Linked DNA regions of Mus musculus: regions 1 and 3 are each linked to region 2. The links are chromatin loops, found by intact Hi-C in ENCODE. Cell type or tissue: left cerebral cortex. All regions are shown on one strand. Each heading gives the region's core, and the rest is flanking DNA. Links, peaks and the distances in the headings are about the cores only.

Region 1 (11,137 bases), core at 3,248-8,247, 69 kb before region 2:
CACACACACTCACATACACACACACACACACTCACATACACACACACTCACATACACACACACTCACATACACACACACACTCACATACACACACACTCACACACACACTCACACACACACTCACATACACACACACTGACATACACACACACACACTCACACACACACACACACACATACACACACACTCACATTCACTCACATACACACACCACATTTATGTTTTACTTTCCCTTCTTATGACAGTCACGTGCAGTTTATATTTTCTTCCTTCTTTCCTTGTGCTCTATTGCAATTCATCTTTGTGAGAATTTACCCAAATAGTCATGTCACTTGAATTTTGATGAGAATTTGGGATGTCGAAAATTTTGGCTACCACGTTTCTTTTAGCATCCTATAGATGTCTACTAGGCATATACTTAGGAATGTAAAGTATACATTCATACAAAAGTATACAAAGTATTGCTGGGTTGTAGGATGAACTACAGGTCAGCACTGACATCTCTTCTGTGTACAGAAGGTCATAGATATTTCCATATTGAAAGATGAATGGAACTTTCAGAGAGTCTAATGTTTTATGCTTCCCAGCATTTTATCAAAGAAAATATGTACATATGCATAATCTCAAGGGGTATATAACCAAAGTGTTCATCTCTCTGGACTAGCTACTTCTTCCTACAGTCATAAGATTCTGAGAACAATGGACTAACATACTCATTTGGAAGCTACTAGGCAGTGTACGTGTGTATTTATGCAAGAATACTACTGACTTAAGGCTCGTTTTCTTTGCTGATTACTGGTTTAGTTGTGACCTATCTCCTGAAAGGTTCCCATGTTGGAGGATTGGTCCCTAGTTGGGTGATATAAGAGATGAATGAGACTTCAGTCGGGTACATTAGTAGTGCTCTTTGAGTCCAGATCAGAGAAAAGATTAGGTGACCCAATATACAGATTCTAATTTGTGTGGTGATGTGATTAATTTCTCATATATATGTCTACACCATAATGATATCTCTGTGTATTTCTCATTGAAAGGCACACCAATGTGTGCAAGGCTTGATTTTTGCTTAGATTTAGAAAGTAATCCTTTCTGGAGACAAAGGAATAGAACCCTAAAGAGAATGAATGGGGCAGGAGTGGAAGCATGACTATCCACATAGCATCAACACTGATGAAGTAGATAATACTCATCCGTGTTATACTCAGTCTACACTCACTTTTTAGTTCAGTTCAGTACCGCTAACCATGAAATGACACTGCCTAAACTCACGGTGGTTGTTTCTACTTCCATTAACCTAGTGTAGATAATTCCTCACAGGTAACTTCTCACAGACATATCCAGAAGCTTGTCCCTTCAGTCATCTATATCCTATCAAGTTGAGAGCATTAACCATTACTTGAATTGTGAGAAGCTAAGTGTCAAGCAAGATAACAAGAAAAAAATGTTTAAGTCTAGTGAATCATGGAAGAGAGAGAAATGGGCCCTTTAGGTAAACTATCAATATTTAAGGAAAATGAGTTTGCTTGAAGCATGACAACAAACAATACAGTATATAGCAGGTCCCTGGGTATAGGTAACTCTTAATTTTTATTTCTGTGACATCAGTTTAATTCCTTTGGTTTATCAAATATCAAACAAGGAGAAGACAAATATGGTCCATGTTAGGAGATTATTTCTTGGGGTATAAAAGTTGAAGTTCTGATACAAGTTTCTTTGAGCATCTTATTCAACATAGAAGTGTGTCAGTTTTGAGGTGGCATGTACTTGACTCCCTTCACAATTGAATACATAAATATGGGTAAGATACAGTGTAGCCTCATGGGAGCAGGCACATTGTGGAATCTGAAGTGTGTTTCAAAAATTATGAGCTTTTGTTTTAAGCTGGGTGCAATTGTTGCATATGAAAAGTATATCTACGTACATAGGCAGGGTTTTGTCTTATATGACAGCTATTCCATACTACAGCATTACACTACTTCATGGCCATCAGTTGCTTCTGATCACTTAATAATGTAGGAGGCAGAACTTGCTCCCTCCAATGAGTGACAGTGATTTAATGCTGCCTGAAAACTAGTCCTACCAACCATGCCTTGATTCAAGCAATGAGTAGAAATCTCCTAATGACAAGGTGTAATTAAATGCTTCAAATTTGTTTAATATAATGAATATCGAGATAAGAAGCAACAAAGCAAAATAGTGGGTTTTTAGTTTAGGTGGAATATTGAAATCATTACATTAGTTAACAAATGATGGAACTATCATCTTTATACAAGAGAAAAGCTATTTTTAAAACACTTTTTGTTTTTTTAAGTGTTATTTCAAGTGCTATTTCCAACAATACAGTATTATTCTATTATAATCAACTATATTTTCTAACAAGATTTTTTAGTCCAACTTTGTTTCCTAGCCAAATAAAACCAAGGTCGACATAATTTTGAACATTATTTTTACTGATGAAATGAGAACAGTAAGACAAGATGAAAGCAATTCTCAAATTTATATTGAATTGTCTAATTTTCTATGAGTGTTTTTAAGAGAAATTTTAATAAAAATATTTTAAGCACGTTGTCTTGATATGTAAAGTGTTTAACATCTATTTTATTGTCTATTGGATGAATAACCTACTCTCTTCCAGATTTTCAATACAGCACACATTATAGATGTTGTAGGTTTGGTTTCATATCAGCAATAAAGAAGGCATTGCAATAAAGTAAGCCCACATGAATTTTTTAGTTCTTCAGTGTATATAAAAGTTATGCTTATATTCCAGTGTAGTCTAAAACTGTGCAGTAACATCAGGTCTAAAACAGTAAAGTACATGCCATCATTCAAGTACTTTATTGTTAAAAACTAGTAATAAGAGTTTGAACTTTTTTGTGAGTTACATTGTGGTGGTCAGGGTCTTGATCAGTGTTGGTATCCTTTAAGTAAGGTGGGTCTTATGATATGTTCTCTGTTTATTTGAAAATAAATTCTTCTTTCATACAATAAACCCTGGCCACAATTTCCCCAGCCTCCACTCCTTCAAGCTTCCTGTCAACTTACTCTCCCTGAGAGCCACTTCCCCTTTGTTTTTCTTCAGAGAGACCTTCCAAGAAATAACAACTGAACAGTACAAAACAAGATAAAACAGGACGAAATGAAAGCCCTTATATGGGTCTTGAAAAGGTAATTCAATAGAAGGAAAGGAGAAACAAGAGCAGGCCACAGAGTCAGAGACACACCTGCCCCCACTGTTAGGAGTCCCACAAATGAGAAGTAATATACTGAACATATAACCGAGGACCTAGCACAGAATCAAGCCTATCCTGCATGGGTTGCAGGTTTGGTGAGCCCTGCTTCGTTTATTCAGTGGACCATGTTCTCTTGGTGTCCTTTATCTTCTCTGATGCCCACAGTGTTTTTCTCACATTCTTCTGCTGGGCTCCTGGAGCTCCAGGGGGAGACAAGGGGAAGGACCAGATAGAGACCTCAGATTCAGACTCTCTCTTCATAACATCTGTCTGTGGGTTGCTGCACGCACTTCCATCTTCTACTGGAGGGAGGTACCTTTTTATGAGTATAGAAGACTACCATTTGGAAACATTTCCTTGATTATTTTTTCCCAGTTGCATTTGGATTTTCCGCAGATCTCTGAGGCATCCAGTCTCCCTCAGATTCCAGCATATCTAAGCAATATAAACCATAGGCTCCCTCTCAAAGCTTTGTGGTTGTATTGGTGCCTGGATTGCTCTCTTTATACACTGATGAACCAAAAATACTTTTCAGACCAAAAATACTAGAACATAGGGTTGAAGGCTCCATGTAGGCATCATCTAGAGCCCTTTACACTCAATAAGCGGTAAGGATATTGACCTTAGCAAGTGGGCCCCACTGCCAATTTTCAGAAAGCAAATTTCTGTTCTAGCATCTGCCTGGGTTGTTTAGAGATCTTTAAGGCACCTCCTCAACCAAAAACTCAATCGAATGTCAACCAGTTCCACCACTGGAAACCTTGCCTGGGTAAAAATTTGGCAATTCCCATCTCCACAGCCACCATTACTAGGAGCCCCCACTAGAGTCTCCCTCATAGATTCTAGAAGGTTACACTACACTGTTTACACAGCGCCCACCATCTGGCAACAAAGAAATTTGTCACAGCATTCTTGAAAGATTCCGTAGTGTTTTGTTGTGGTGCTGATTGTGTTGGTGTTAATACTGCTTGTTGGTTTGTTTGAGACAGGCCCTCACTCTGTCACCTGTGCTGACCCCAAACTCATAGTAATCCTCTACTGAATCCTTCCATGTTAGGGTGACATACAGGAGCCATCATAACCAGGACTCTTACTTTGTAGGGTTTCATACTCTGTGCTAGCATTTTGCACAAATTGAAGTCACAGAGAGTAAAATCAGTCCTCTCTAAACACTTGCTGCTGTGTCAGCTGAGCTTCTATAATGCCACAGACTTTGACACCACCTTCATCGGAAGCCCCTGCCATCTGAATGTAACTTTCTTTGCTCTTCTGTCAGAATGGATTCCTAGTCTGGAATCCTTTTTCCACACAGCAGAAGCTCAGTCCCCTTTCCAAATTCAGCTGTAAATTTTTGTTCTTCTATTGCTCCCACTATCTACTTGATCTTTCTCTAGTGAAGTTTTGAACTCCCATTGATTACCCAAAAGAGCTGAAATCTACTTCTGCAAACTCCTGTTCATATTGACTTTTGTCCCTCATGCTGTCAATTACAAACAATATCAATGACAACAAGAATATGTGCTGAGGATCAAACCCAGGTTCACAGGGTTTGACAGAAAAATATCTCTACTCAGAGAACTCTCTCAGCTCCCTGTAAAGCTTTACCATTTAAAGAATACTTGCTACCTGGTTCTGTATTAAGAGTTTCAAAAGTATTATCTTTCCCTTCATTCCCATCAATTGTTCGAAAAAGGCTTCAGAATCTCATTTAAGACACGGAACAACAAGGTGTAGTTCTGCACACCTTTAATCTAAGCACTTGAGAAGCATAGGTGGGTGGATGTCTGGGAGTATCAGGCCAGTCTAATGCACTACAGGACAGCCAGGGCTATGCAGAAAGACCCTTATAAAACTAAATAGACACTGCTCAGAACTTCATACTGTGCTCTAATCAATATAACCTGAGGAATCACAAAGCTCAGAGTAACATAGAAGCCTGCCCAGTTGCTTTAACAATGAAGTCAAGCTGCAAGGAAGAATGAAATCTCCGTATGCTATAAGTTTTAGAAGACTACTTCAGAATGATTATGTTTAGGCATGATTTCCTGAAAATCAATGGCCAAAACCAAGTCTGGAAGAGTAGGTAGCAGCAGATGAGATCTGTAGCAGATCAGAGTAGGACAGTCAAAAAGTGGGACTGCGGGAAACCAGAATAAACTATCCCAGACCATGCCTATGTGCCATAAGGATTATTTTGAGCTCATTATTTTAAGAAAGTACAGACACAGGAAATGTTCTGAATCTAAGTAGAACTTGTCCTTTCTAAATGGACTTGGCAATCTTAGAAGAGAGCTCTCTTTATAAATCTTTCTTCTTGTACTGTGAAACAAGGCTGAGAAATCACTGGAGGAAGCAGAATGACAGAAGCACCAAAGACAGAAGTTAGCCAAACTAACCACCCCCCCTTTTCTGTGCCTTTTCTAGGCAGCTCCCCTCTATTGCCTTCCTAACACCCTTATTCCTTTCAGGAGAAATCTGTATTGAAGCCAAAAATCACCTCCTGTACTAGTTACTCATGCTAGAGTTACATTTCTTCCTGTAGCAACTCAACACAGGAAGGGCTTATTTTGGTTTACATGCACTGGTAGGGATACCATCCAAGATAGAAGAGAAGATGGCTTGCAGGAGCTTGAGGCAGCTAGTAACATTGCATTCATAGTAAGCATAAAGAAATGGATCTTGTTGTTGTTGTTTGTTTCCTGGTCTGTCTTTTTATTTGTTTTTTGTTTTTTGTTTGTTTATTTGTGTTCTGCTTTAATTCAGTTCAGGGTCACAGTCCATGGAATCAAGACACCCATTTTAAGAGTATATCTTCCCATCTCAGTTAACTTAACTCAGAAACATACAGAGAGTCCCAGAAGCTTGTCTTCTAGATGTTTATAGACCCTGGTAAATTGACTTTCAACATTAACCACTTAACCTTCCATAACTTTACTCATCTAAGTATCTACAGAATACACATGAAGTACCAAAACTTCATACATATGCGTGGTTTTCCCTTGTTATTCCAATGTTCTGCACAAAATTAAATCACCCTGACTAATCCATCTCAGTGAAGAATTAAAAAGATTATAGAGGTAAAATTATTTTCTTGTTCTATCATTGGCAGCACCTAGCCACAAGAGTCAAAGAACAAAAGAATACGCAATCTGAGGAACCAAATGTTGGTGTAATTTGGCTTATGGTTCAAAATGATAGAACTCAACATGGTGGAGGAAGCAGGAGAACAGAATAGAGATGCCTCTGGACTTGTTATATACATAGTTGAGAAAATTAAAGAATAGGAAATGGAATCAAGCCATAACTTCTGAAAGCTTATCATCAGTGTTCCACTTCCTCAAGTGAAAAATCCACCTTCTAAATGTTCCACCATCTTGTTAAAAATAGCCATCAGGAGGAATCAAGTATTTCACCGCATCAATCTTGGGAAGAACATTTTATATCCAAACCATAGACTTACCAAAGAAGAAAGGCTTGCAAGGGAAAATATCAAGAGATTAGAATGGTCTCTCAAATGAGAGACTATAAAGGTAAATTCTAAATGTAAGAATGATAAGGACCTTAAATAAAATCAGATAGAAGAACCATTAGTTTCAGGGTTAGTTAAAAAAAAAAATAGAAACACGGGGCAAATAACTGGATTCTGTACATATTGTCTGTTCCCATAGCAACATACCAGCATTGCTACAAAATTTACAAAAGCCCCCAATGGTTTTATGTTGTAAACTTGGAATTCTCTCCTACTACCAAACACTGCTTACCAGCTGTTCCCACTTACTAGCATGTATCAGAATTACTGAGGAGATATTGTGACAGTTTGCTGGCCTTGACTCAAGAATTTCTGGATGGGTAAATCTGAGGTATTGGCCAGACAATCTTTCTCATTAATCCAGATAGTAAAGATGCTGCTAGAATAGGAGTCACAGTATAAGGAACTATATATTAAACAAAATGGAAGAAAATCATCACTATCAGTGAAAATGTGGAGAATATGGAGATCTAATAAAAGAGTGTTTTTTCCCAAAATTTTATTAATTAATGTGTGGTTTTGTGTTTGCTTGTGTGTGCGTGTGTGTGTACATGTGTGTGTGTGTTTGAGAGAGAGAGAGAGAAGGAGGGAGAGAGCATAAAAGATTAAAATGTATAAATGTATAACTGTAACACAATTGTGAGGAGGAGATATTACTCCTATAATAATTTTATGACGTATTTATCATTTTCTTTATACATAATATATTCATTTCTAGTATCTCAATAAATATAACTCAATGGGGTCTAAAATAGTTATTTCTACAGTTGATTCAGGATAAACTCTAGAACTGATGGTATATTTTGTCTGGGAAAGAAAGAAAGACAAACATCTGTCATCATCATCATTAGCTTGTCAGGAAACAGAAAGGCCATGTTTATTGATAAAATATTGCCCCAAAGGAGAGATTGCAAATCTATCCTTATTATCTACTACTTTAGGGACACAGAAAGTTCAGAGCCAACCAGTAACTCCTTTGGGGATTATTTGAGCTTACTTTTTAATTTTTTTAAATTTTTTATTAGATATTTTCTTTATATACATTTCAAATGCCATCCTGAAAGTTCCCTATACCCTCCCTCTGCCCTGCTTAGCTACCCACCCACTCCCACTTCTTGGCCATGGCATTCCCCTGTACTGGAGCATATAAAGTTTTCAAGACCAAGGGGCCTCTTTTCCCAGTGATGGCTAACTAGGCCATCTTCTGCTATATATGCAGCTAAAGATAAGAGCTCTGGGGGTAATGGTTAGTTCATAATTTTGTTCCACCTATAGGGTTGCAGACCCCTTCAGCTCCTTGGGTGCTTTCTCTAGCTTCTCCATTGGGTGACCTTTCACCTATGCAGCAAGATAAAGATACCCTGGGGATTATGAAAGATACTCATACTAAGTACATGCTTGTGTTATATAACCATGGAGAAACTCCCTTAATGTCCAGGCAAAAGACACTCAAACACAAGGTATAGCAAACCTGTCTCCATGAAGGGAAAAGGGAAGCCTGGGAGGCAGAAGAAGGAAAGGACAAGTTAAAAAGTCCCGTGGGAGATTAAAGGTTCCTGTGACACTTCAAATTATGTTAGCCTTACTCCCACACAGGATTGAATTTAGCTGAAAAAAAAAAAGAATCCACTATTGCTTTCTTTCTCTTTTTCCAAAATAACATTAAATTTATTTCAACAGGCTGTCGGAGCTACTCGGGTTTGTTATGAGCAGATGAAAATCCATCATCAGCCAATGACAGACCCTGACTTTTCCTCACTCCAATTTAAGGCGTGAGTGCAAGCAGCTGCAGTATTCCTGTCAAAACTTAGGCATTTCAATGGCAAGTCTCCCTCTACAAAGATTGAAAGTTGGCCCCTATTCCTATATCTCCAAGTCACCTATCAGAAAACCTGCTTCCTTACCACCTTCCTGAATGCAGAGACATTCATTATATCATAGAGGGACAGAGATACCCTTAAGCCAGATACACTGGGCTTCTGATCTCATCTGTCCCCAGAGGTTAATCAGACCTAGGCTTGAAGTGATTTTTTCACTGAAGAGCTATGTGAACCCTCTATTGCTGCCTATGACTCATTATCTGAGTTGAGCACGCCTTTTCATGTAATCAGAACTTCAGCACGATTTTTGCAGAATGCTCTGTCTTTTACCATCATTCTATGGTATTAGTGTATTATGCATTTCTAAATCTGTAGAGAAATGAAGTGTTTGCACCACCAGCTATAAGAATAGGAAATGGATTGATCTGGTAATAGAGCTTCACTCTCTGCTCAGATAGAGTGTATTACACACAGGTATAGTCTCTGAAGATGAACCAGAGCACAGAGAAATTGAGTATATGCCATGTAATCCTGAAATGATTTCTAACTCCTGTTGAGAACTGTTTAAGAATTTGGATGTCCAATACCAATTATACAGCCTGATGTTTCATATAAATTTGGATTAATTGGCTGTATTGATAGCTTTAGTCCTTATGAATAAAGTCGCAGAAATATGTGCTACGGAAATGACTCAGTTGATAAAGTAGATATCTAGGAACTATGAAGATGTAAGTGAAACTCTCAGGAATTAATAGAGAAGGAGCCACATGTTTTGTTTTAGAGCTATAACCCTAAATCTAGAGACATGGAGAAGGAAGGATTCATAGGACTGCATGACTAGATAGTGTAGTCTAATGGGCAAGCTTCAGGTTTATGGACACACTTGAGAGACCCTGTCTCGAAAGAATAAGGTGAGAACCAAGAGAAGAAGACACCTGGCATCCACCACTGGTTTGTACACTTGTAAATCTGTATCTGCAAATAGATGCATATGCATGCATACACACACACACACACACACACACACACACACACACACACACACTCACAAATACACACAGAAACAAAACAACAATAGGGCTAGCAATACTTCAATTTTAACTAAATAGGTGGCATTTACATATATGTATATTGCTGTAGTACTATTTACCGTTTATTGAGACAATAATATCATTCATGAAATAAACTATAGAAATGATCCCAGAGTGTATAATTCTTGTGTATATGGTAAGTTGGGGAAGAAACTATGAATGCCAGAATAAATATGAAATGAAATAAAGTCTCACATATATACAATTTATAGGTAATATTAATCTTTAATACATTGTTTAAAAAATATCTGCCTGATGCTCCCATTGTAAAATGACTCCTTTCTTTCTGGCCAGACTTTATTGTTGCTAAATTCAGAAAACTTTTCTTTAGGCATTTAAAGCTGCAAGAAACTTTACTCAATTGTAGTCATCTAAAGTTCCACAAAGTACGGGTTAGATACAATCTTATAGGTCAAATTATTGTTGTAAAAATAGTTTCTCACACAAACTTTAGTTTCAATAGCATCTTCTCTGCACTGTCATTGTTAATTTCAGACAAACCGCTTCCTAGCCTTGATGAGACTTTCAGAAGTATAAAACATTGTCAATCTTAAGGCTGCCTTACTTCTTACTATCAACTCTTGTAAGATAACAACTTCTTCCTGTTAAGCCCTTTGTTGAGGCACACATGCATGAACCTCCATCACAGTACTTGTTGCGGGTGTAATGCTGCCAGACATCACCTGCCTAGGTCATTGAAATAGATCAAGCTGTTAAGGAAGAACTGAAAAACATTCACAGAAACCCAAATCTAAACAATCTAACCATGCATGTGACCTGGTCTTAGTCCTAGCCTTGTCACTGAGTTGTGAAGCAAGATTATCAGCTTTGTGACTTTTCATTTGTCATATGCTCAATTTTGTTTTAAAGGTTTTGTACTAAGTCTGTGGTTCTAAAACTTTGGAGTGGCTCAGAACCATGTGGAGGGTTTCTTCAAGCAAATTGCTGGGGCATAAATCAGAACTTTTGATTCCGTCATCCTGGCCTGGGCTGCAGTAACTGTAGCAACAGCACTTTCGAAAGTGTTCACTATTTGTGCTACTTGAGGAAAGGCTCCTGTTTATTTGTCTTGTTTTTGTTAGTTCACTTTTTGTTTTGTATTTTGATAACCACTCTATTAGACAAATCATATAGTATGGCTTTTTATTTGAAAAAACAAAAATGCTTATTTAGTTGTTTTTAATCTCTCTGTCACACACACACACACACACACACACACACACAGAGTCATACACAAAGGATAAACATTCTCTTTCTATATGTTGATAATGCCTTGGTGTGCGTGCTAAAAGCCAGTAGCTCATTATTAACTTGGGACCACCCTTAGGGCTGATCCAGTCTGAGGTTATTGTGGGATTAGCTTGAGCTTTGGTTGCATGTGTTCTGCTTTCCAACCCACACTACTCTTGCTTCTCCTCCTTTCTTCATCATCCACAAACATTGGACTCCACAGGAGATTTTA
Region 2 (11,137 bases), core at 3,455-8,454:
AAGCTCATAAGAAACAAATTTTAATATGTAAAAGATTGTATGAAACAGTGATCATACTAAATCAGCAATAAAACAAATTCATATAGATTCATAATTAAATATATTACATCAAAGGAAAATTTGATACTCCCTAATAATCTCCTTTATTGAAGAATTTAGCCTCTTATTGATACTTGTATCGTTATATTTCTGTGGCTGAAACACTATATACAGATGTCTCTATATAACTCTACAAACAATTGCTTCATTTTGGAAGTATAAATTAATAAAGTAAAAAAATATATACCATTGAAGTTGTCAGATACTATAAATCAGTTTGATTTGTGTTTTTATTGATTATGTAGGTTAAAGGAAGTAAGAAAACTAAGATGTAACAGCTTTATTTTTTCTATGAACTATACAGCTTTCATAATGGAAACACTCCTTTACGCAAACTATATTTGCATGAGAAATTGTGTATTTATCATGCATGTCCTTTTGGGTCCGTTTTAAAAGTATGGAATGCTTCACAAATTTGCATGTCATCCTTGCGCAGGGGCCATGCTAACTTTCTCTGTATCATTCCAATTTTAGTATATATGCTACCGAAGCGAGCACGATATAACAGCTTTAAAGTTTAAAACTACATTGTGTCCAAAGCCATTATATTGTAACTAGCAAAATAAGTGAGGAAATAGTAATGCTAAATTTAGGGTATTTTTGCAATAAAATAATCACTCACACTGACCCAAGAAGTAAGTAGTAATATGCAATTTCTGAGTTCTTTTTTCACCTAGTGGCAATATTAACCAAAGTATTTGTACTTTTAGTTGCAAATAATTATAACCACTCTATTTATATATAGGCATTTTTTCTCTATGAGGTGATTGTATGTGGCTCATTTATTCATTCCACATGTACTGCCAAGTACCTCCTATATGCCAATCATTTGTTGTGTCCTGGAGACAAACAAGAGTAACATGTTTCAACCTCAAAGGAATTATAGGGCGTGGGACATTTTGGTGTGTGACAGATACCAGACGAGTTCATACAGTACTTTTGGAAACAAAGACAATGAAAACTATTTGATAACAAGAGGAGCCAACCAGCCCAAGAAGCTAAAGGGTGGTCATTCCGAGTCAGGGTTAAGGATGCTGAGCATGTCCTGACACGTGGTTGTTAGAGAAAGATAGAAGTATATATTCATGGCTGTATTTGCTGGAAATGTTCCTAATACATAAGATGGATACCTCATACTAAACACATAAATACATCTATAATAACTCATTGTAAGTTCTATAAAAGACATATATTAGAATATATGGCATCAATATTGGTTAATATCAGCTAATAATCATTTTAAACTTTAAAGCTGTTATATTTTAATTTTCTTGAGTACTTCCTTTAACCTACATAATCAATATAAACACAAGTCAAACTGATTTATAGTATCTGACAACTTCAATGGTATAATTTTTTTTTACTTTATTCATTTATACTTCCTAAATGAAACAATTGTTTGTAGAGTTATATAGAAACATCTGTATATAGTGTTTCAGCCACAGAAATATAGGGGTACAAAATTGTTCTTGGATCCAGGAATGATGGATTATGTTTGCAATCCTGGGGCACAGGGGGCTTACAGATGTTGAGCACTGTGAAGTAAAAGCTATTCTTGTCTGTACAGTAGGATACTATCACAAGCAAGCAAGCAAACAAGCAAAAAATGTGTGAGAAGGAAATGAAGGAGCAAAGGGAAAGGAAGGAGAGAGAAGAAGGAAGGAGAGAGCACTAATTCTGCACTTAAAGCAGAAGAAGTTTATTGGAAAGACTCAAGCACAGTTCTTCCCAAATCCCCGCCATAGCTCCAACAGTTGTTTCATCTAGTATTTTCTTCCATCATTCTGAAAATAAAGCCCATTTTGTCATTATCCTACCATTTCTTCATAATTTTTCTATTACTTAAAAACTATTTCTACTTATAAATCAAAACCTCAATATCACATTGTTAGACAAAATCGGTCACTAGCATTTGCTCTGACATAACATATAAATAAATGTGTATCCCGGACTGGCCTCAAACTCCGGCCTCTCCCTCCTTCAGCCAATCCTACCAGGATCCAGCTCAGGGGGGAGTTTCTGAGGCCTGATTTGGCATCAGTGAGAGAAGATGCACCTAACCCTCCCTCTAGAGAGACTTGGGGCCTCAGGCAATAGGAAGACCTGGCTGGGTAGGTAGGGAATTGGGGACTTCCTCTTGGAGATGGGAGAGAGTGAGTAGAATAGGGGGTGGTTGGAAGAAAGACCAGGAGGGGGATAACACTGGACTGTTTAAAAAAAGGATTAAAGGATAATAAAAATATATACATACACATACACATACACATACATACTACATACATGCATACATACATACATACATACATACATGTGCTTTTTCCTTCAGGAATGTACAAGTCATGTTTGTTTTTTGCCTTATTTCTTTCTTAAACAATTTAATTTTTATTGCATAGCCATTTTTCTTGTTTTATTCAACATTGGTAATGAGACAGTTTTGAAGACAAAACTGCTAAAAATGAGGTCCAATCATCACAGCTCATCCATTTCTCAAGACCTTTCTCCTTTATAAGAGAATTATTTCCTTTTTTTATGATTACTATGATATTGGGTTACTGCAATGTCAAATTGAACTCTCACCTAAATTCTTAATTTTTCTAATATTCATCCCTTTATAAGTATCAGTTCCTGAAATCAAAGAAATATAATTTTGAATAATCATTTCATTTTCTTATCTTGAAAAAAATCACTGGACTTCTCAAAATATGCTTTATCCAAATCAGTCAAACTGTGATGCCAATATCTATTCCAAATTTCTACGCAGATATTTGAATATGGTAAGATGCATGTAAATAGCTTATCAGTGTCTCAAATGTAGTGCAGTTTTGAAAACAGAGAAGGTGAAGTACCTAGTTTGTGGATAATTGAAGCAAGGGCAGCAACATCATTGTTGAGCGCAGTGCAAGAGGAATAGCAAAACAGCTTCAGAACATACAAAATGTGGCCCTCCGGTTAGCACAGCCAAGAAGGCTGTACCTAGGAGAAACAGAAGCCCAGGACTACATGTCCTGGGGACTTCATGCTATAGGGAGTTTTGCTCTGCTTGTTGCGTTCACAGCTGTCTTCATCTAAGAATTGTATGAAAAACTCTAAAGGGGATTTCCAGTCCCTAACTGGGCAGCATCTCTGGCACTCACAATAATAGTGCTTGATCATTTACAGGCGTTGCTCCTGGAACAGATTAATGATTCAATCACCACCCTTAGAAAGAATTTAGAAATGCAGATTATTTGTAATGACCAACACCCTTAGAAAGAATTTGGAGAAGCAGACTGCTAGTGAGGTTAAGATAGTCTTGTTAGTGGCTCTATTGTAAAAAAATCTTAGAGAACAATTTGAAGTTCAGAACAACGCACTCTTAATTTTTAAACTAGGAATTGTTTTTAAAGGTCAGGGAACAAGGAACAATGACAACCTAATGGCAGTGACTAAAGTAACTCCTTGTTGAAGCAGGACTGGTGATCAAGGTGACAGTTAAGTTCTTGTACCCATTTTTCCTTCAGCTTCCTGCTGTGACTTAATAAAAATTACTGATGAGCAGTCTGCATTCTGAGGATTTAAAGTAGAAATGACTCTTATTGGCCTTTATATAAAGATTTAGATTTCTGATTCCTTTTAACATTTTTATAAGATTACTTTTCAAGATAAATACTAAAATAATTGATTCTTTCTCTGTAACCACAAACTGAGGACTGCCATTAAGGAAAAACAGGCCAAGAAAATGTTTACATTTTGTTAATGAATGACAAATTATGAATGTATTTGGGTTCTTGGGAATATTTTGTTATTGCTGCTTTTATTTTCTTCACTTGTACTACATGTTTCTTCACATGAGGGTATTCCGGAACATGGTTTTCTACACATTCTTATTGTGATACATCGTTTAACGAAAAATAGAATGTAACCACATTGTGATTTCTGTATACCTTAAAAGATTTTGCTAGGATATATAAGCTATGGGAGAAAAAATAAAGTTGTTGGAATCTGCTTGTTGGAGTTTGCTTCATACACCAACTGTGTATATATAAATATGTATATGTGTAAAGTTGGTCAGAGCTTTGCTTTATCCACTCAAAGTTTATGTATTATGTATGTATGTATGTATGTGTATGCATGTGTATTCATGTGTATGTATCATGCTTTATCTACTCTGTGATTATGTGTATGTGTGTGTGTGTGAGAGAGAGAGAGAGAGAGAGAGAGAGAGAGATTTCCTTTATCCCCTTTTCTTTTTCCATTCTTGCAAAACCCCAAGGAATTCAGAGTTCAGAGTATTTTTCACCACTCACAGGGGTGCAGGCCCCATTAGATCACGCTTTATTCCCTCAGAGAAAAGTCTGGTTCTCTTCTCTCTCTCTCTCTCTCTCTCTCTCTCTCTCTCTCTCTCTCTCTCTCTCTCTCTCTCCCTCTCTCTCACCTCTTGCCCTCATGTTCCCCCTCTCTTCCCATTCCCTTCCCCCCTCTTTCCATGTGGTCATGGCAGATCTCTACTTCTCTACTCTCTCCCTCTCTCTGCCTTTATCTCTGCCCCTACTACCCTCTTAACTCTTAACTCCCCTCCCCATGCCCTGAATAAACAAACTCTATTCTATACTAAAAAAAAATAAAAGAGTCTGATGTTCTGATGTTTATAACAGCCTTGAAAACTTTTACATAGTCTGTTCATAGTCTATTTAAAAAAAAAAGCTGTGCAAGAATTGAGAAGGAAGAGCAAAATAAATGTTTCAAAACAAGAAAGTATATGAATGCCTACTGTGACCTCAATAACCACTCTATAGCAGTTTATAGTTTATCGGTTCATGTGTATCTTCCTAATTTGACCTTCACGTCATGTATTTCTACAACCAAAGTGAACTACTTTCTTCCTCAGTACATAGATTTATTTCTACAGCCAAATCAAATTCTAAACAATGACAAGGGAAGACCTGCTTGTCTTCCATGTGAGTAAACATGCCAGGGATGAATAAATGCCAGGAAAAGGTAGACACAAGAAAAATAACTGATGAAGTCTCATTATTGAGCCCTTTCTAACGTAAGTCACAGAGGTAGTTGAATAAAGGCTAGTGTAATTCTTCTGAAAAAGGAGGCAGAAATCTTGTACCCTTTTTTGTCGGCATGGAAATTGAGTCTCAGAAAGTGCAAAGAGGAAAGATTCAGCACTTCAGTAAGAGAGTTTTACTTTAAATCTAAATTAGCAAGAAACCGTGCCAATGACGGCTGTTAAGTCCTCCTTAAGCAAAGGATATTTATTCCCTTTGATCAAACAACATGGCATATGCACTTTCCCAATCACTTTGTAATAATACTATATTACCTTAACATCTGCAATGTAATCTACAAAGGATTAAGAGTCAGAAATAAAAGAAATCATTTCACAAGGCATGGGAGTTCATAAAATATTCAGGGGAAGTAATTTAGGTGCCATGTTAATGGGAAGCGTTTCAAAGTCTGCAAGTTCTATATTGACTGGTGAATATTTCTATACTTTAAAAATTTCCAAAGAGATGACATGTTATTTTTTTTTACTTCTGGTAAAACTGCCGTGAAAACCAATGTTGCTTTTAACAGCAATGGTGTGGTTGACAAAGGCTGCCCTGACTCAATGTTCCTAAGTGTTCTTTCATAAGAAAAGAGGGAAAGTTGTGGGAATTAAGTTGGATGCATGTTTTAATGTTTCACTACAAATGAAAACAGAGGTCCTATTTTCTTTTAATCATCTAAAATAATTTTCCACAAAAACTCAGGACTATATTAACATCTTCAATTTTATGTAAATTAGAAGCTAATAAACATGAAAAGCATTAGTCTTCACTTATATTCTACAATTGAATCAATGCAATTGATTTAAAGTTCAGAAGAATGTCACATTTCAGAAAAGCTTATTGGCTTTTAAGTCTGATTTATCACTGTAAGCAAACACACCAGTTAGACAAAAATTCCCAGAAGAAACAAAAAGGCAAAACATACCATGCTAAAAATGACCTGACATTTCACCTTTCTTTAACCTGGATCCTGACCTATGGAGATAAGTAAGGTATACAAAACGGAATGTAATGCCTTTCACATGTTTGATTTACACCCAGTCACCATTCCTCCATAAATCTTCACACACACACACACACACACACACACACACACACACACACACACACACACACAAACCCTCATGCGTGTGCTAGAACATATTCAATAACTTGCATAAACCAAGCTGAAGTTTCATTTGAGTCTGAAGAGGAATGTTTTGGCATTGTGTTCAAAGGGACTCAGTTAATCACTCTTTCTGCTCCCCCACTGAGAAGGCTGGAGCTCTGCACTTACCTCACAGTAGAGAGAGCCACGTGGTCACATGCTATAAAGTCATCACTTTCCAAGGTCTTCAGATATATGGAGCAAAGGCCAAGAAGCAGCTTTACTGAAGTCTTCAACCTGGAAGTCAGTGGCAGCTAACCATTTATTTGGTTAGAAAGACAATTTGGCTTACTGTCTCATTTCTCAAATAAAGTTCCCAGGAATTAAAACCCACTTTAATTAATGAAAAGGAACTCTGCCTACTTTGATTTATAGTTTGTTTTTTAAGAGATGCTATGGATTTCCTTAAGCAGGTACTGTTTCTGTGGTTTGATCAAGTATCCAGAAATAGCTAGCAATAACGTGTTTTTCCCACTACCTTCAGTCCAGCTTAGTTTTCTAGCTCTGCTCCTTCTCTGTGCCCCTAGCCTGCAGCTACCAAGAACTAAAAGAAAGGATGAGCAAAACTTACTGAATTTTGCCACCTGACTATCTAAAAAAATAGCTCTAATGTCAACAAGTATTGCTTCTACATATTCTATATAATTTAGAACCAGAAATTCAAGAGAGAACATTGAAGAAAGCATATCTCTTTAGAGCAAAAAATTTATCTAGCACATTCATAAGAGCTATATTTATAGATGTGAATATCTATATAGACATGCACTTACACATATTGTGTTCCTCCTCCAACGGATTTTTTTCAAGTTTTTGTTTCATTAATATTGATATTTATTGCTAAAATTTCCTACTTTTATTAATTAAGGTTAATACTTTTAATACTTTAAAGCACAAGCTGTTAAGGCTCCCACAAATTTCTCTAAGGCGAACATAATGAAGGAAAGCAAATAAACCACTCTGTCAAGTAATTCAGACATGGACAGGGACACACACACACACACAGAGACAGAGACAGAGAGACAGAGACAGAGAGAGACAGAGAGACAGAGAGACAGAGAGACAGAGAGAGACAGAGAAAGACAGAGAGACAGAGACAGAGAGAGACAGAGACAGAGAAAGACAGAGAGACAGAGAGACACACAGAGAGAGTTGAGATTCCTTGCAGGCAACTGTTTAAGTCCTGGTATTTGTTACAGCCATGCACAGTCGAGCCATTCAGATTTTTAACTGCACATTGAGTTTTCTTTCATTGCTGGCCAGTTCCCAAAGCCAAGTGGCAGGTGCAGCCTCGGGAATGCCACCTTCTAATAAAAGTATTGTAACATAACACGGAGACAATGGAGTTCTTTTCTGACATTCTTTGCTTTCCTTGACAGATTGCATTCCTAATAAGACAATGTCTCAAAGCTCAAACAGAATTGTATATGTTTTATCATTCAAAGAAAAAAAAATGCTTATGTTAGCTTTGCTTGGGCAATGAACCCCACTGCTGGGTGACAGGAGTTAAGAAAGCAACTGCAGGCAGCTTCGCTTCCCACTCAGTCTGCTCAAGGTTCAAGGAGAAGGGTTCATTCAGCGTTCTCCCAAAGGTGGGTTGTTGAACTCCTTTGGTGCTTCATAAAAGTGACATCTTAATTGCCTTATTACATGGGTTCTGTGGAAATTTCAGAAAGAGAAGATGGTTTCTGAGAGTAAAGAGGATTACAGTGAGTCAGTTCATTCAGTGTTTTGAGTGAGTTCCAAAGCAGAATAGTAAAACTGTACACTAAAGGAATCCAACAGAATGACAACTGGGTTCAACTCTGGGACTGTGGGATCCAAGAATTTGCATTTAATGACCAGACCCTGGTATATCAGGGCTAAACTTCTCTGAAAAACTATACACCGTGTGGTTTTATGAGGCTCCTGTCAGGCTTTAACTTGAAAAAGAAAATAAATGTTCCGCAGGACATAAATGAGGTGGACCAGTTGTCTAAGGAACAGATTTGCTTTTCAGGAAAACTATACTATCATACATATAGAAGAGTCAGTACTATCTGAAAATTCAAAGGCAAGAATTTTATTTTTAGTTAAAACATATGGCTTTTAGGGGTCTGAGAAATGGTTCAATTACCATAAAAGGATACAAACCTGAGTTTAGATACTTGAGCTTCACGTTCATTGAGAGATCTTGTCTCAGCCTTAAGTTGGTGAACTATTGAGGAAGACACTTGACATCAACATCTAGCCTCCAAACCTACAAGCACACGCGCGCACACACACACACACACACACACACACACGGCACACGGCAGACACTGAATATAAAGACTTGAATTATTTCAGTTATATTTGGAAGAAGTCTCTCATTGGGGCTGGCCCAAGGGCATGCATAGCATGTTATCCAGCAATGATTGAATGAAAGGTGTATTTTACATTAATTCAGAAACATCTCAGCTCAGACCATACCCCTCTAAGGCCATTACATTTTCCTGCATTGAACCATTTTAAAACATTGCCCATAGGAACTGAATGGGTTGTATTCATAGTGAAGTATAGCATTATTTCCTCTATAGCTTCTGTGAGCCACAGGCCCATAGTGACACCTTCTTTCTTCAAAGGATAAGACAGAACTTAACCACAAGTTTCAAGGAACTCTTGTAATAACCAATCCTTTAAGCATCTGCCCTGCAGCTGTTTATTATTTCATAATCCTCAGATAAAACTAGCATCAGTGAGGTGACAGAGCACCTGCTATCCTCCCAGACTTTATTGTTGTATAGTTCATTGATCCTTTCATCCCAGCAAAATAATTGGTTTTACATTTTTAGATGAAAAAAAAAATGTGAAGATCAGAGAAGCAAGTAAATAGCCGTAGGTTACTCAAATGGCAGGTGTAGAACCAAGATTTCAATCAGTCAGACACAAAAGCTTCGAGTTTGCACTGTCAGACATTTGCTCTAGGATAGTACATGCATAGTACATTTCTTTGCCTAATTTAATAATTGCCATACCATTATACATAATTTAACCTCTATACCTGTGCTGAGGTAATTTTTTGTTTAATTGAGCTCAATTGCCCTGAATTGAAGTCAGTGTTCAATAAATCAAGGATGGTTTTCAGACTGAATGAAAAAGAAAATTCTGCCAAATTGAACAACCCACTGTAAATCTTTTGGGCACTATGTTTACAACGCATTGATTGAGTCTATGGAGATTGAAGATTCCAGTAACAAGCTGTGATTACCTTGCAAAGAAGGATAAAGACACGTAGAAGATTTCTGTAACTATCAGAAACCTGACATATACAAAGTATTTTTGTACATTTTATATGCAATCTACAAAAAATGTGTACATTTTGTTTAAGCCATTTGATAGATGCTTCATTTTGCCACTCATTTCTCATTGGAATTGTTGTTATTTTATGTATCTATAAACACGTTCTTAAAAATGCACAAATGCAATAGGAATAAACAAGTCAATGACTACAAAGAAATGCAGCTGATCAAAGAATATGTGTACGAAGGAGTAGTGGGATGGGTTCTCTGTGTGTGACATCTGGTAAACCTTAAATCCAGAATATCCTCTCTTTGTTGAGGATTTAAATTTGGAACATAGTGTGATTTTAGCTACTTTTCTTAAACTTCTTGATCTGACAAACTAGGTTCTGTGTCCTATGACAACAGCTTTTCTCAAGAGATTTCTGGTACTTTCTGATTCTGGTTGGACTGGAAATACCACAAAAACAACTTTCCTTATGGTATTTTGGCACTTCGACCATCAGGACCAGATGGTGCACAGAAGTGCAGAGGAAGCCTTGGATATGAATAATGATACATTTTTAAAAATCATTCAGTCTTCTCTAACTTCATTGAATATTAGATAGTGGCTCTTGCCAATTTGTACTCTGCTCTGAACACATCGCCTAGATCCAGCAGTGCATACCTTGATAGCAGTGGATAAAGACTTAGATTAATATACCCTATAGGGTCTGAATTCTTATTACAAACTGGCATTTGCAAATTGTGGTTAATAGGAAAGAGTATAGAAGGTAATAGAGGATGTATTAAATTTGCCAATCAGGCATGGACTATAGGAAGAAATACTTTCCTCAGTTCTTGTGACAATAACTGAGTGACCATGGGTAAGAATATTAATGTAATTGCAAGTGTGTATCAAAGATGCTCTCTGTATATAATATACAGTTAATTCTGAAATGCCAAGAGAGAAATACAACCTAGACATTTACTATGATGCATCATTTTTACACAAAGCGAATTGAACTTTTGTTGGATGTTACTGTTTGTTTTTATTTGTTTGGGGATTGTTTTAATCAACGTTCTGAGGCTGTGAAAAGACACTGTGACCATGGCAACTGTTGAAAAGGAAAGCATTTAATTGGGGGTTGCTTACAGTTTCAGAGATTATGTCCATTGTCAGCATGGAAAACAAACAAACAAACAAAACAAAAACAATAACAAAAACACAAACAAAAACAAATGCAGCAAACAGGCAGACAGGAGGCTTGAGAAGGAGCCAAGAGTTCTATATCCAAATGAGAAAGTAAGCAGAAAGAGAGTCACTGGGCCTGACTTAGACCTTGAAACTAAAAACCCACTCTCAGTGAGCAAACTTACACCCAAAAACTTACAATGTATTCCAATAAGGCCATATCTCTTAGTCCTTTTAAACAGTGTGCCACTCCCTATGGGTTCAGACACGTGAACCTGTGGGGCCATTCTTATTCAAACTAGTACATGAGTTCTGCTTATGGTTTTGATTCTGGAAATAAGGTTCCCCAAAGAATAAAACTCTTCAATGACATATCCTCGGTGATTTTTTTTTTTGAATGAGTAGAGAGACAGCTAAGGTT
Region 3 (11,137 bases), core at 3,695-8,694, 100 kb after region 2:
GTTCCCTGGGCTCCAAGAACACTGTTCACAAATGGAAATCTGAAAATGTTACATCTGGTTCTTTCTCCCCAATATCTCACCTTACTTTTTTGACATGATTACATTCAATTTTGAGACATAAATAACCTGGACAGGAACTAAAATGCATTTTATTGTGCAGTAGTGAAAAAATAATGAACTTAGCTCAGTCCCAGTTCACCCAAGGCTCACTGTATGCATTATGTTAAACTCATAAAGTGTCAATTCATGGTGTAACTTAAAAATCAGCTCCCAACTTCTGAGTGAGGTAATACCAGGACTTATGAGAAACAGCAATTCAACATGAATGTGAAGACATAAACATTGTTGAAATGCACATTTTTCCCTTCTGATTAGACAATTATTTGTAGAGATATTATTTTGAATTGTAGTGATGTGCCATTCGTTTCTCCAGAGGCTTTCTCTTCTTTATTATGAAGAAACCTGAAACCTCATCAAATAACGTCTTAAATATCTAGTTGATATCAGTTGACTATAAGATATATGTTTATATTTTATAAATGTGAACATACAGGACAAATGGCTTCGATTTTCTTGTTTTGTTGTTTGCTTAATATCAGCATGCCATTTCTAGAAACTTAAGAAGGAAGTGAGAAAGTAACAGTGCCAAAGTGATCAATAGTCCTTCTGATGTACAACAATTGTCTCCACAATTTTTATGGCCATTTAATTCCTATTAACATGCTTATTTTTAAAGAACTATAGTTTTAAAGAAATGTAAGTGAGATTTAAAGTGACACTATCCAAAAATTAGATCTCTATAATTTGACATTGGAACTTTCTGTTCAAATAAATAACATAAGTAAAGATTGCCACTGAGAATAGTGCATTACAAAATACATGGAGAAATGAATACTGTTGAACAGGGATGGCAAATTACGTACTTTATCCCTTAGGTAAAAAGTGGGTTTCTCGCTTCTCATCTTCTTACACTACTGGGTATATTATCCATTAAGGACAAACTGAGCAATAATTCAATTCAGTAAACATTTACTGACTGATTTCTATGTACTAAGGGGAGAAGACACTGACAGATCAATCAGTGTTGACAATCAAAAAGAAAAGAGAGATGTGTGTCACAATGCAGGAGGTTACATATGAAGTCTTAGTCATTCTCTCTAGCCATGATCTCAACTTTTATACTAAGAAATATACTAAGCCATTAAGTCTGTCTCAGTGTTCTAGGCCAGTCAAGGTAACAAAGACTAGTGTTAAAAAAACATGGGTCTCAGCCAAAGAGATTGTAAGTATGATTGTTGTCAAACTAGACAAACTGTTTGATCCCTGGGACATTCCTGGTGTAAAGACAGAAGGAACTTGCTTAGAATGTCTTCTGATCTTGATGTGTGTACCATGACACACACCTGCCCACCCCCAACATATAATAAATAAATCAACATTAAAATACTTAGAATTAGACAGCATTTAAAGCCAGTAAATACAAATGAATGTCACAATAATAACAATGAGAAAATTTATGGTTAGATGAAAAAATAAAAATACAGAATAAATAATTGGCTCCAAGTGGAAAAACTAAACATCAGGATTAAAAAAAAAACCCATAAACTTAATATTTGATCTAAATATTTAGAGGACTATAATTTCAAAACTTATGTAAATAATCTCAAAAATGTAGCCACATCCAATGCAAAAAAAAAAAAAAAAAAAAAGAAAGAAAGAAAAGAAAAGAAAAAAGAAAAAAATCCCTTTGTTTCATAAAATCACATTTTCCCTCCAAATGGGTTACAGTTAAATTTCAGAGTTGACTCCAAAACTCCTTTAGCAAACTTATCAAAGCAGATGAATTTCATTTCCTTGATGTTTATGATTGACAGATTGCCCAGCGGTAGGATTACAGCCCCGTCCACCCTTTTATCCAGACATGAAAAACAATCTTGCAGGCTGGATTAAACACCCAGATAAAGTAATAATACTAATACTATTTTCTGCACCACATTAGTGTCTATGTGTGTCTGTCAGTTATCTGGACGGAATGACAGCAGCCCCAGATGAAATGTACTTGAAATGAATACCACATGTGCATGTTTATCTCATGCAAAGTGGACCAGAAGCACTTGAGTTTACTGGTATAACTGCAGCAAGGAATTCTTTACAACATGTTACATGAAGTGGCAGGGCTAGCTTGGGCGGGAATTGGAAGATACATGGAAAAATAAACTCTCCCAACATTATGTATTAGATTCCCCACTGGTCTCAAAGGCATGTCTGAAGATCTTAATTCATTTAGTGTGCTGGAGCGATTCTTAAGCTCATGTCTTCTCAGTGTACATAAGGCTGCACTATTGGCTCACATTAAAAAGGAACCTTGTAAAGTGTTTCTTACAAAAATAAATAGCTTGAGTATCCAGATATGTAACAACTTAATTCTCAAGATCCGGTGTGCTTAAGACTCACATTCTTTAGGCTTTTAGTCTGAGGCAGAGAAGAAAACATTCTTGTATGGTAGTTTTCTGAACGCATGAGCAGTAAGCTGGGCTTGAACGCTTTTGTTAGCATTCTGTTGAAGCCCTTTGGAACCAGTGTAAAGCAGCAAGATCACTAGAAATATTACCTATTCAAGTTAAATATGATTTCCCCAGAATTCAAATGGCCCCTATGTACGTCCACCATTTATACTTTTATGCTATGTATGTTTTCATTGTATACTGAGTCCAATTTGAGAGCAGTATTTCAACCAGAAAAAAAATCACAGAAGCCCATCAAAAATGCCATGACAGCTTATCAAAGTTCATTCACCATAAACATTAATTTTTTTGAGTGATTAAAGCAAATGGTGCTACTAAACTCATTGCGACTGCAATCTGAGTTTTAAAACTGAGATCTCTTTCTGAGGTTTAAACTTTCATGTCTTTTTTTATGGCTTATAAAGTCAGTCTTCTACATTGTGGGTAAATAAAACATGTAAGGAGTTTCTTTAGGGTAGCACACAGAAGGGAAGAAGAAAATGGGAATGTGTTTAAGGAATGTTTATCCATTACTCTTGCCCTAGGCAATTCTAAGGAGAAAGCACCATTTCTTACTTCAGACACAACCTCCTAATATCTAATATCTCTTCTCACATTATTTCTTCCCTCATTTTAAAAATTATAGTGGACTGACAAGACTTGGTCAAGAGATGCTGAACTTATTGTGTGCTTTGGCAATTATGATTTGAGGAGCATCTTAAACATATAAAAAAAAATAACCACAGGGTTATAATCCATTACAATCCAGCAATCTGTCCTATCTGGACAAGCTGCCTTCCAGAATGCACTTCAGTGTTAAGACAGAAATGGCGACTGTTGCCATTTGATGCCATACAACGGACATGAAGGGCTTGTCAGTGTTACTACACAGGAGAGCACAGTAAGGGCAGAGCCTCCGGTTGTAATAGCAGCAACTTGATCACAATGTTGATTCAGTCTTGTCTCTTGTCTCCAGAATAAAAGTGGCCAGCCTGACTGTTTATAGAGGTTGTTTGGAGTGTTTTTATATCTGTCAGGCAGATGTAGACTGTGTTCTCTAGTTTACACTTGCCCTTTAACTCCCAGCACAGGAAACCTGCTGCTTAGAAAAACATGTAAAGTATTTGTGACACTTGAATCATACACAGCTTTTCTTATTCTGAAAGAGTGAACTATAAAATTTGCATATGGTTTCCAGCAATGGAACCTGATTTAGGAGGAGACCTATATTAGGTCTTCTAAAATATTGGTTATACAATTCCTTGATTCATACTTGATTCATTTTCTAGCCCTTCAACTACAGTGGCAATGTTCTCTTCCTTTTTTTTTTTCTTTTTTATTAATACACTCACCTTACGTCATGATCATAGCCGTCCAGCATCTTTTCCTCCCAGTCGTGCTCTTACAAATCCTTCCCCAAATTACCATCTCCCCTTCTCCCTTGAATATCACTCTGCCCTGGCACTGAGACATCAAGTCCCATCAGGACTAATTGCATCTTCTCCCAGTGAAGCACAACCAAATAGTCCAGCCAGGGAAAGGGGATCCAGTGGCAGACAGCAGAGTCAGAGACAGCCACTGCTCCAATCGTTGAGGAACCCACAGGAAGAGCAAGATGAAAGTGTGCTACAAATTTGTAAGGAGCCCAGATACAGCCCCTAGGTCCAGTCTCTGTGAGACTCCAAAAGTCCAAGTTATTTGACTGACCCCTCTGGGGGTTTCTGTTACCAAGTTTCATATTAGTTAGGTCATCATCAGTATCGATTACTGACTTTGTCTCTTATAAATTACATCAAAACCTCATATTTTCCAGGTTCATTCTGTTAAGATGTATAAAAGATATCTTAGGTTTGTAGGTCTGGGGAGGACTTGAGGGAGAGACAAATAGGAGAGGGATCTAGACTTGGTCAGGGGCAGGGATCTCTGGGACAAGCCAGAAACTGAGGACATGGAAACTCCCAGGAATCTATGAAAGTGACCCTAGCTCTGACTACTAGCCACAGGGGATATGAAATCTGAAACAGCCGCCACCCATAATCAGGCATGACTTCCAATGGAGGGATGGAAATACCAACCCAGTCATAGTAATCTTCCACTGAAAAATTTCCCTGTCTACAAGATATGAAGGGATAAAGAATGAGCAGAAATGATAGGAATGGCCAACAAATGGCTGGCCCAACTTAAAAACAATGTCTTCAGAGAAAGCCCACAATGGATGCTATTCATGATATTCTGCTATACTTGTAGACAGGAGCCAAGTATAACGATAATCTTAAGGCCTCACCCAGCAGCTGATGGAAACAGACAAAGAGACCCACAGGCAAACATTAAGTGGAGCTCAGGGACTCTTGTGGAAGAGGGTGAAAACGGATTCAAGGAGCCAGAGACATCAAAGAGACCACAACAAAACTTACAAAATCAACTAATCTGGGCCCATATTTTTTTTCCCAGAAACTGAACCATCAACTAGAGAACAGAAGCCTACATGGGAAGGATCTAATGGGTTGAGGTCTCCCCATCTCTGAAGAAAAAGGGTAGGGGTAGCAGAGGTGATAGAGTGGGACTGGAGGAGAGGGGGAAAGCAGATATAGGAATGTAAAGAATATGCAATAGTGTCTGGGTTTGGTGGTTGTATATAGGATGGATGTTTGCTGACAGGACCCTGATATAGCTCTCTCTTGTGAGGCTATGCCAGTGCCTGGAAAATACAAAAGTGGATGCTCACAGTCATCAATGGGATGGAACACAGGGCCCCTAATGAAGGAGCTGGAGAAAGTACCCAAGAAGCTAAAGGGTTTGCAGCCATATAGGAGGAACAACAATATGAACTAACCAGTACCTTTGAGAACTGTGTCTCTAGGTGCATATGTAGCAGAGGATGACCCAGTCAGCCATCAATAGGAGGAGAAGCCCTTGGTCTTGTCATGATCATATGCCCCAGTACAGGGGAATGGCAGAGCCAGGAAGTAGGAATGGGTGGGTTTGGGATCAGGGTGGTGAGGGAGAGGGTGTAGGAGACTTTCAGGATAGCATTTGAAATATAAATGAAGAAAATATCTAATAAAAAAAGGAAAAAAAAGAAATAAGGAATGTAAAGTAAATTAATTAATTTATTAATGGGGAAAAATAAAGATGGCATGAGATGTAGTTACCCTATATATAAATGTCTACACCCAGAGATTACAGAATCTCATAGCTAAGTGTGCATTCAAACAGGCAATGAAACATCAGATAAATCAGGAAGAGACCTTATAGAATTTGCAAAGTAGCAGGAATCATTTTGTGAACTGAAGAGCTGATCCTTGAGGTTGAGTCTGATGAGTTTCTTATAGGAAGGTGGCAGGGGTGGGGGTGGGGAGGGGGGATCTTTGAAGTATCAGAATTGAATTGTGAAAGCACCTTTCTCTGGAAAGAGTTGGCCAGGATCTAAGCAGGAAGGATTTCTATGACTCAGTTGTACATTTTTTGTCCATAGAAGAATATTACAGTGACCACATCATATAATTTAAATATATGTATAGATATTTAAGTTGTTTTCAATAGTTAATAGTGAAAAGTGCTGAACATAATTTTGCTGTTGTAACTTTAAGAAAATTCTAAAGTAAGGATTTACCAGGCTTTTAGATACCAATGAAGTTAAAGATAATTTTGGTAATGAAGAATGGTCTCCATAGGATTGAAATGCTTGTAAGAAAGCACTCATTTTTCCTCCTCCTGGGTAAGGAAAGTCAGACAGACTTAGGAAAATTAGATTTTCACATCCATATTCTACTTTTGTCTAGCACATAGCTACCTAAAAATATCCATCCTATTGTTATTGATAGGAATGTGGGAGTGTTAATGCATTCTCCATATGTGTTGTATAACAATAAAGAGTTAAGAAAATTCACACATTGGGAAAATAGTTAGTAAGCACAGAGGGTGGTCCTGGCATTGTATGCTGTCATTGGCATAAAGGAAAATTACACTCACAGGGAGACACAAATTTCATTTGAGAGTTGCAATTATCTAATCAGTGAAAGAATATGTTTCAGTTTTATAATTTATCCCAAGCCAGCACATAGACTGTTATAAAGAAAATAATCCCCCCCAACACACACCACACAAGAGATAATGTTAGCTCCTTCCCTGGATGCATCATTCCCTCTATTTGAATTCCATGCACTTACAAAAAGCAAGTAGAGTAGGCAGTTCTAATTTTGTTGAAGTAGTTTTTGGTTATATCAGGCCTGATGACCAAGTGTCTAAGTGAGCATGAGAATTTTTATTTAGCTCAACCTTCTGAGATGCTTCTCCAAGCATACTGGGAAGGATATTTTGGGAAATTTTTCATGGTTCTTGTTATACTGAGTATTGCAAGATATACAAGGAAATTTCCAGGTCTACTAGATTCTCTAAAGGTTTGTGTGACAGAATCTGTATACACTAGCAAAGAATGTAACGTGGGATGACATGTGTTGTTGCTTGAACAGTCCATCTAATGAGCCTGAATAGAGTTGGTGTGTCTGTAGTTTCTAAGAATTTCATCTGACTTGAATACTAATCAATACATCATTAGCCAGCATATTTTTTTCCTTCTGGGATTGTTGTGACAACTGCCTCTATAACATGACTTTGCAATTTGGACACTACTGGAAACTTTAGGTAGATGCTGTTTTGGGGGAGTTGTTCTTTTTTTTTTAATATTTTTTATTATTACGTATTTTCCTCAATTACATTTAGAATGCTATCGCAAAAGTCCCCCATACCGTCCCCCACCACTTCCCTACCCACCCATTCCCATTTTTTTTTTTTTTGGCCCTAGAATTTCCCTGTACTGGGGCATATAAAGTTTGCGTGTCCAATGGGCCTCTCTTTCCAGTGATGGCCGACTAGGCCATCTTTTGATACATATGCAGCTAGAGTCAAGAGCTCCGGGGTACTGGTTAGTTCATAATGTTGTTGCACCTACAGGGTTGCAGATCTCTTTAGCTCCTTGGATACTTTCTCTAGCTCCTCCATTGGAGGCCCTGTGCTCCATCCAATAGCTGACTGTGAGCATCTACTTATGTGTTTGCTAGGCTCCGGCCTAGTCTCACAAGAGACAGCTATATCACGGTCCTTTCAGCAAAATCTTGCTAGTGTATGCAATGGTGTCATCGTTTGGAGGCTAATTATGGGATGGATCTCTGGATATGGTAGTCTCTAGATGCTCCATCCTTTTGTCTCAGCTCCAAACTTTGTCTCTGTAACTCCTTCCATGGGTGATTGTTTCCAATTCTAAGAAGGGGCAAAGTGTCCGCACTTTGGTCTTCGTTCTTCTTCAGTTTCATGTGTTTTGCAAATTGTATCTTATATCTCAGGTATACTAAGTTTCTGGGCTAATATCCACTTATCAGTGAGTACATATCATTTGAGTTCTTTTGTGATTGTGTTACCTCACTCAGGATGATGCCCTCCAGGTCCATCTATTTGCCTAGGAATTTCATAAATTTGTTCTTTTTAATAGTTGTTCTATGCACTTCAGGATGCCATGCAACATCCCTGGTCTGTGTCTCTACTAACTACACTCAAAAGCACTCACTTTTAACAACAGCCCAAACTTCCAAAACAGTCTGTCAAAAGTCTCCTATGACTTAATATTGCTCTCTGTCCCCTTCTAGGAAGCACTTATCTAGGCTAAAGTGTCTCACACATACCTTAGCAACACACCTTGTGAAAATTACCAAGCCAAACGAAGTTGCTTTGGAAGGGAATTCAGCAGAGAATCTAGCAATGACAGTGAGTGCCATAAACTGTGCATTTAAGATACCTAGAGAATGACAACAGTAAGTGTAAATTGCTAGACACAGTCTAGGACTGAAATGAAAAAAATTGAACTCAGCACAGTTACAGATGACCATACTTGTATGTTCTCCCCAGTGAACTTAGAACTGAAGTTCTTTGAGTACCATGGAACAGAATTCGTGGTGGGAATCAATGGGGTATTTTATTCTGGAAGTTAGGAGGAAGTGAGGAGAAATGGGACTCTTCTACACCAGGCTCCATATTTGTCTCCTCTCTAACATTCTTGGCTTTGTGTGATTCCATTTGCTTCATGGCTCAGAGAGCAGTCATTGCTCACCAGCAGGCTAGGAAAATATGAGCTGAGTTCATCGGATTTCCTCTGTAGGGAGAACAAAGTAGAAAAGCCAACTGAATTTGACAAGCTGGAAACCAACTCGAGGGACAGACAAACAGTGGAGTCACCAGAATAGCAGCACACTGTGCTCTGTCTTTGCACAGGTCCTGAGCTTTGTGGCTTCCTGAAAACAAACTTCCCAGCTCTCCTAGTGTTTATGTGGTTGATTTCTTAAAATGTCCCGTTACTTGCTGTAAAAGTAACTGTGTGGGGGATGTTGCTTTCAGTACTAGATTTTTATCACTTTGGAAAATTCTGCCTTGTGCACTGGTGCAAAAATTTCACTATGTTTTCTTTTCTGTTTTGGACCCATGTCAGTAGGAGTAAGAAAGATTTGGTCACTGCTTTGTCACCTCCATGACTTCCAAACCCACAGTATTGATGTTTCTATAAAGATAGACATTTGCCAAAGTCATTTACTTAATGATGACTATAAAGTATATGGATAACATGACCTTTGTGTGTGTTTTCCTAAGTATATTGAACTTGAAATAAATCGTACATTATTTGAGTACACTGAAGTAAAATGTTAATCCAATGATCTGTTGCTATTTCATCTGACATGGATGTTTAATGTGACCTAACAAATTAAAGTAACCATGATTTTATGAGGTAGAAACCGTATCATGGTAGATGTTCAATAGCTAAAGATGGTGGCTAAGGGACATAGGTGTCCAGTTTAATTTTTATGCCAAGTAACTCATTGTGTTCTCCACCCTGGATTTCTCAATTTCTCTTTCAGATGCAACATAAAAATATCTATTTTGTGTGCATGTAAATGGGATTGAAGTCCTCCAGTGAAGCTCAAATTAGAAATGTTCCCAAAACCTTGGGAAAGGGAGGTTTTAAGGAGGGTTTTTCCATGTGCCAAATGGGCTCTGTTTCCTTTTCAAAGAAAGAAATGTGCTGCAACTGCAGACTGATTTATCAGAACTGCTGTGGTATTCAGAAGTGACTCACCAGCCAGGACAATACAAGCCATCCTCATAAATTACATGTCGTCATCGCCCACATGTATAAACATCCATAAAGTATGTGGAAAATCACAACACCAAAAATTAAATAAATAAATAAAGTAAGGTAAAGTGTCTGAGGGATAGCATATTTATTAAAAAATTCTAAAGTTACAGTCTGGCTTAATCTTTCTCCTTTAAGAATATTAATAAATTAGTCTAAGTATGCATAGTTACTAAATTAGTCTATTTTTGTTACTATGAAAAAATATCCGAGGAAAAACAACTCAAGGACAGTTCTAAAGGTATTGAGCCCATCATGACAAGTAAAACATGGTAACACCAACACTAATTAGTGTGATCATATGTATTCATACTCAAGAGGCAGAGAAAGAACAAAACATTAGAAGCAGATTACATAAATTCAAAGATGTCCCATCGATGTACTTCCTTCAAAAGGTTTCATTTCTAAAGGTTGCATAATCTTCCCAAACAGCATTATCAGCTAGGGAACTGATGTTTAAATACCTGACCCATTTCACATTCAATCCACAGCAATTATATAAATTGGAAAAGGGTATTCCATATGGCAGTCATCTTGAAATGAAGTTAATCATTGCTTTTGTAGAGACCTCTGTTTAAATTGTTACTCTAATTAAGGACTATTAAAAGACAGTTGAGCCATGTGCTCTTATAATTCTCCTAAATGTACCTGTCTATTTAGGTTAAGAATAAATGTTATTAAAAGATAGATTCAAAATGATATTCATGACATATATTAACTTATATTTTATTAGTATGGGCATATTATACTTTGACTGGTGAAAAGATGATTAAGAATTAAGAATTAAAAGATATGTACCTGTCATGTGTAAAATCCTTCTTTGGTATTTCTGTGTATTATTACTGTCAGAGGGAAGAGAATGCTTTCAGCATGAAATCTGTAAAGGGCGTGGACTCTAAGAGTCTGTAGATATGGTGGGTGGTATATATTCTAGGAATCATGCTGCTGTGTAGAGATTTGGAGTAATTAAGCACTAGGAGTCCATCTGTATTTACTTAATTATATTCTTAATTTATTGCTTTTGTTTGTCACATAGTAGTGCCCCCTTATCTGTGGATTCACATATGTGGTTTCAGTCAACTGGGTTACATCAAATAGTAAGTATAAATTGTCTGAATCAATGCCACCTCTGAACTCTGGCTTTTGAGTAGCATGATGGCATTTGACACTGCCTTGCCCTGTGCTGTTTAGGTCTCCAGTCACTGCTTTATCACGTTACCCCTGCTTTGTCTGCCTCTTACCTTTCAGTAACAGCCTCTAGGTTATGAGCTAGAATGGGATATTGTCTCTATTTTCGATGGCGATCATGCCAAAAGAAAATGATTCTAGGAGGCATGAAACACTGAAGGGCGAATTAACTCTGGTGGAATGTCGAAGTACTGTAGGACATATCACTTATCACAGTCTATAAAGAGTTCTTGAGAAGTCAAGTCCTTTCTCTCCTAGAGCTACTAAG

The links. Peaks named below come from ENCODE experiments on the same cell type or tissue, not always from the same donor. Only the 100,000 strongest peaks of a DNase experiment are listed, where the experiment ranks them.
Region 1: a loop joins it to region 2, with 2.8 times the contacts of the local background. A loop is called at or near these places in 2 of 42 quality-filtered maps.
Region 3: a loop joins it to region 2, with 2.7 times the contacts of the local background. A loop is called at or near these places in 2 of 42 quality-filtered maps.

What each region holds. Positions count from the first base shown.
Region 1 is chr12:95,309,997-95,321,133 of GRCm38, forward strand. No RefSeq gene overlaps it. Among named protein-coding and RNA genes, the nearest start is that of Gm26055, 63 kb to the right of the region's middle. In left cerebral cortex, for the core only: no CTCF peak of the experiment used is centred there; DNase peaks (open chromatin) are centred at 5,415 and 5,592; H3K27ac peaks cover 1,820 bases.
Region 2 is chr12:95,378,355-95,389,491 of GRCm38, forward strand. Gm26055 (a small nuclear RNA gene) reads right to left here and starts at 597; the gene lies at 491-597. In left cerebral cortex, for the core only: no CTCF peak of the experiment used is centred there; DNase peaks (open chromatin) are centred at 6,390 and 7,877.
Region 3 is chr12:95,479,960-95,491,096 of GRCm38, forward strand. No RefSeq gene overlaps it. Among named protein-coding and RNA genes, the nearest start is that of Gm40551, 73 kb to the right of the region's middle. In left cerebral cortex, for the core only: no CTCF peak of the experiment used is centred there; DNase peaks (open chromatin) are centred at 6,734 and 8,651.